Linked DNA regions of Homo sapiens: region 2 is linked to region 1. The links are chromatin contacts, found by Hi-C or POLR2A ChIA-PET in ENCODE. All regions are on one chromosome and are shown on one strand. The core of a region is the stretch at or near the end of the contact, and the rest is flanking DNA. Distances in the headings are between cores, read along the strand shown.

Region 1 (2,775 bases), core at 147-2,646:
CACTTATTAATTTTAAATTTAGTCCAGTAGAACTAAATTTGTTAGTACATTTCATCTGAGAGGTCTACTAGATGTAAGCTATGTGTGAACCATACATGAGAACTTTGAGGAAGAAATGGAACCGTAAAACAAAGTCTTGCCTGTCAATCAAAAAGATAATTCTGGTCATCTTGTCTACCCCTAAGTATTTAACTAAGCTCCCAAACTATGAACCACAATTATTTATATTATAATTGTAAAATATATATTTTTAAAAATATTTCAATTAAAAATGTTAGTATTCATTGAGACAAAAAACCATACACAATACCTAAACATATTTTGTCAATAATATGCAGTTAGAAACTATTCCTGTTGTTCAAAACACATCATCTCGTACCTTCAGAAAACTATTAGCTACCACACAAAACGATACCAGGAAAATATTTTGACCTGCCCTATAGTGTTTTTGGTGTTACTTGGTTTAAAAAAAAATCTTGCTGTTTTTATCTGGTTTAGACCAAATAGGCACCTCATAAAGAAAAATAGGTATAGTTTCAAATGTGACTTATCACGTGGTCCAAATAGGTCAGAGTGCCAGCTGCCATTAGCAGTGGGGCAAGACTAGCCATTGATGGCCCATGTTCATTCTTATTGGTCAGTGTCCCTGTCCAACTGTTTGTTAAATAAGCTTAATATCTCCCCCAGTCACTAATCATAATCCCAAATTAATTTATTCTTTTTCAGTAGTCATTTAATGAAAGTGACATTATCTCAAGAAATTCAGTAACAGGAATTTTATTCAAAACCTTTTCTGAGGATGTTTTGGGGTCAATATTATTATTTCTGTCCAATCTTGGTGCATTATCTCATACTTCCCTGTATCTCTATAGTGTCACATACTGGAGCAGAGACAGAAAGGGGATGAGAAGGAAAATCATCAGCTGTTAAAGAAGCATCCTAATCATTGCTCACATTTACCTAGAAGAAGGCAGGGAGTATAGAAACATTTATTACAAGGGGTGAAACAACTAGATTTCTTCTTGATCATTACTTTACTTCCAAGTTAACTATCATCTCTCCATGCATCCTGCTCCAGTAAGAATTTTCTGTGTAAGTCTAGGGCTGCAGTTTATTAAAAATTTTAACTTGCCCTTATAAACCTTATGGGAATCTGAATTGAGATAGCCAGAGATATCTGGCCAACTAATCATTATTATTTCTTGAAATCTGGATGTTTATGTATGCAGCTCCAAGCTGATTTGTATTCTGCACCAGTTACAGGAATAGATCTGCCAGGAAGTTTTGAAATTCAAGGACAGATAGGGTTAAGTCATAGCCCCAAACTACAGATTAGCCCAGCAAGGTCCTCCAAATCTTTTGCAATACACATTTGGTAATACGTGGGTCATTTAGTTCTGGCTTCCAGGCAGTTCAGCTAAAGGCTTAGGCTAGAGAATTGCAAAAGCTTATGATTTCTCACCAAGGAATGAAATGTGACGCAGTAGAGCAAACTGCAGACATTTAATACCAGATGTTAATGTAAAAATTGGAAAATTGTGACCCCCCCCCCCCACACGGTTATCTGACCCATGGCCTGCAGAATTCCATCACAAAGTCTGTAAGTCATCATTATTCCTGGATTCCTACACTATTAACTTTGTGCCTACTCTTTGTAGTGTAAAATAATAATTCTGAGTCATATAACTGAGATAATTAGATTATATCAATCTTGAGGCATTTTGTGCACACACTAACAGAGTAATTCAATTTCTTACCATAAAAATCAGAAGTAGAGCTTTTCTCATTAGTTGGATTTCCTAGTGACTTTTTAGAAATAGTTTGAGACATTTTTATTTCCTTTGCCTTCCACACCTACCTGACGTCACTAAATGCTGTAGGAAAGGAAGGAAGGAAGGGAGATTTTTCTTATTTGCACTGAAAGGTAAAAGAACATTTGAAACATATATTTCTGAACATTTTTACATTTATTTACACTTTTCCCTAAATCTGCACACTTTACATCTACACAGACACAATACAGTTTATGTAAGAATGATACACAAACTGCAAAGTGCTCTATAACTATGAAGAAAATTGTTCAAGCTCTGTTGCTTCAACTTCGGTCCCAAGGGAACAAAGGCTCAAAGAATCTCCTCTAAGCCCAGATTCAAGGTAGGGAGGACTTTTAAATGAGCTCTTCTTAACAGGACATGAGTATCTTACCTTCACATCTGGATACTTTTGTTACTCAAAATGATGAGAGAGGAAAGGAGGGTGTGGAGATACCTTCATGAATCATTAACAAGAAACAGCATTCAACTGACCCAGGTAAAATGCCACCACAGGGTTTAGCAGCTCTGTGGTGAGCTGAGAGAAAAGCCAGAGACAGCAGTGCATCAGGGGCTAGTCTAGAGAAATACAAACCAGTACAACAGCCTGAAGAGCCAGGCCCTGCCCTCAAGAGAACATCCAAGTCAGTTTCTTCTCTCTCTCTCTCTCTCTCTCTCTATATATATATATATATAGAAAATCTGTCTCTCTAACAAAGGCAATTGCAAATACACAACAGACAACACTGACAAGAACAGCTCACAGATTGGGTAAATGAGAAAAGGGCTTTAAGACCATCCTGTCCCAATTTCTCTATCAATGGACAAGGACACCAAGGCCTGGAGAAGTCAGGTGGCATGCCCCAGCTCACACAGATCAGCACCATCACTGTGACAGGAAGCCAGGGCTCCCGGCCCCCATTCTGGTAAGATTTTCTTGTTCTCACACAAGATGTGAAGGAAA
Region 2 (2,775 bases), core at 145-2,644, 200 kb after region 1:
AAAGTAAAGAAAATGGAGTAAAAATGACAAATTTTTCAGAGATGGGCTACCAAATAAAATATTAATAAAATGGGAAGTATTATTTTTTCTAGAGATCCTCATTATACATGCAAATTAAGTATATTGCTTAAGTAAACAAAGCAAATAGAAAATAACAAACTCTGCTATATTAGCAAACATTTGGAGCATTTGGGAGATTGCCTCAATTTTTCCACTGGCAAAATGGAACTAATAACATTTCTCATATATTTATAGGACTATCATGGAAATGAGAGCATAGATGTAAAAATATTTCTGCTAAATTGAAAGAATTATGCAAATATAGGATTTTTGTGAGTGATCCCAAATAATTCAACTGTATCAAGAAATGCAATGTACTAGTCAGGATAACCAGCTATGCTACAGTAATAACTCCAAAATCTTCACAGCTTAACCCAGTAAGAGTTTGTTTCTTGTTCATGCTACTTGCCCAACATGAGTCTCCTCATCAGATACTCATAACGGAGCACCCACCATCTCCAATGCTTCGAGGTATATTACCAGAGGAAAAAGAAGCTCTGAACAGTCTCACTCTCAAATGTAATGCTTCAACCCAAATGCTCACAACTTACTGGCCAAAAGAGTCACCATGGGTCCAAAAGACAGAAAGCTAGAAACATTAATGGATATCACTAATGGCTATTGCAACCAGTAATGGACGCTAACCTAGTATTTTGAGAGTAAGAGACATATCTACTAGCAAATATATCAAAAACCAACTGGCTGGGCACGGTGGCTCACGCCGGTAATCCCAGCACTTTGGGAGGCTGAGGCAGGCGGATCACAAGGTCAGGAGATCGAGATCAGCCTGGCTAACATGGTGAAACCCCATCTCTACTAAAAATACAAAAAAATTGGCCGTGTGTGGTGGCAGGTGCCTGTAGTCCCAGCTACTTGGGAGGCTGAGGCAGGAGAATAGCATGAACCCAGGAGGCTGAGCTTGCAGTGAGCCGAGATCGTGCCACTGCACTCCAGCCTGGGCGACAGAGGGAGACTCCGCCTCAAAAAAAAAAAAAAAAAAAAAAAAAACAAAAAAAAAAAAACACCAACCTCAGCACTTTAAATTCAGTCCTGTTAACGACACATGTAATATTCCTTTGACTATTTCCTCTCCCCATCAGCTAAACAATGTGCCAAATTCCTTAGTTTCACGAACTGGATAGATTCATCTCCCATCCATAATTCCAGGGTCAAATTAGCTTAAGGCAAGTACATGGCCCACCCTCCTAATTACAATTTTGAATTCAGACACTGGCACATAAACTACGTCAATTCTGAAATTTGCTGATAATGTAAGCTTTCTCTTTTCTATTGCATTCCAATCTGGAAACAAGTAGCCCTAGAGATTACTAACAGCAACTTGGGGCTATGAGTGGGGAGGCTGCCAAGAACAAACTCCGCACTAAAAATGCAGGGCCAAGAAATGCAGAGAAAGAAACTAGACCAAGCCTCTCCTGAGACTAGCCCTATCTCTGGACTTTTCAGCTACATGATCTGTCCATTCAACTCAAACTAAGTCAATTTGAGTTGGTTTTTCTTTTACTCTCAACCAACCAAACACCAGGTAAGAACATTCATAATATATGCAAGATCAGTTTGCTTTTTAAATAATAGCTTACTTGTATCTCTATGTTTGTCTTAAAGAATGCATCCCAGAAGGCTTAAACCCAAATGAGCTCAGCAGTTGTCCAGAGACACTGCCTACGTCTATGAATCCCACAAGCCCCAGGAGCTTTTGCAATCAGTACCACAGTTTCCTCACTATCAAATCATCATCCCACATTTGATGAAACATTTGTACATCATGACAACTATAAAAAGTAACCTTCCAGAGCTTGAGGGGGAAAACATCTAGCCCTTCTTGCCACAAAAGGAGGCAAATACAGTATTTTTATGGTACAATCCAGATTCCAGAGACAGAAATAATCCTGACTAATAAGGGAGAGATTATCTCTAAGCCATAAAATAAAAAACAAAAAGGGATTGTGTCCACAAACTACTGGCATAAAAGAGGAAGTAGCCAAAAGGCATTTGTACCGCTCAGAAAATATGTGAATTACCCATGTTCATGCAAAGAACCCAAAAGAATGCATGTATGGGACCTGGAGATTAGACATCTGGTACCTCACTGATACCAGGAAGAACCCCTGGTAGTTCCTCAGTATCAGCTGACTGTTGCCTGGTGCAGAGTCCACAGCTTTCCAGGATAGGGGCAATGGAAAGACGACAGTGCTCTTCTACGAACGCTGCTGAGGAAGCCTCAATCACAGAAGAGGCTTTGCAGAGTGTGTCAATCAATACTGACTACACTCATCATCACCACCACCACCACCACCATCATCTTAACGTTCTCCTGAGCCTCAGCTCCCAGACTTGAGCAGAAAACGTGTATGAGGAGGCAAAGAGCAGAGGGCACATATCCCCCAACATTCATTCATTCATTCATTCAACTAATTTTTGTTAAAGTCCTTCTGTGCTTCAGGCAATAATGTTATTGAGCCAGGGCTACAGACATGAGTAAGCAAAGACCCTCCCATCATCGAGTAAGTTTGTATGTTAGTTGTGGAGAGAGAGGCAGGAACAAGCAGACAATAAACTTGTAAACTGATGACACAATTTCAGGAGGTGATCATCAAATACTATGACAAAAACAATGAACAATAGAGCAAGAGCACCTTGCCTGCCAAGACTCCCTCAGGAAGCCTTCTTGCTTGATTTTCCAGGTTAATGCAGTAT

What was found. A loop is a pair of places that touch in the nucleus more often than their neighbours do. ChIA-PET counts read pairs that join two places held with the same protein, here RNA polymerase II (POLR2A). Pooled maps may share reads with other maps.
Region 2: a map of IMR-90 shows a loop between it and region 1 (4-fold over the local background). The contact joins two enhancer-like sites. A Hi-C loop is called at or near these places in 1 of 168 maps with a recorded cell type or tissue (IMR-90) and 5 of 50 pooled maps. POLR2A ChIA-PET finds 5 or more read pairs at or near these places in 1 of 52 experiments (AG04450).

Annotation. Positions count from the first base shown.
Region 1 is chr15:49,854,656-49,857,430 of GRCh38, forward strand. No RefSeq gene overlaps it. Among named protein-coding and RNA genes, the nearest start is that of DTWD1, 230 kb to the left of the region's middle. Within about 2 kb of position 1,397, at least 2 of the 41 ENCODE cell types and tissues checked have a DNase peak (open chromatin) inside an H3K27ac peak, as active enhancers do.
Region 2 is chr15:50,053,742-50,056,516 of GRCh38, forward strand. All of the region lies in intron 3 of ATP8B4 (ATPase phospholipid transporting 8B4 (putative)), which reads right to left. Among named protein-coding and RNA genes, the nearest start is that of ATP8B4, 64 kb to the right of the region's middle. Within about 2 kb of position 1,395, at least 12 of the 41 ENCODE cell types and tissues checked have a DNase peak (open chromatin) inside an H3K27ac peak, as active enhancers do.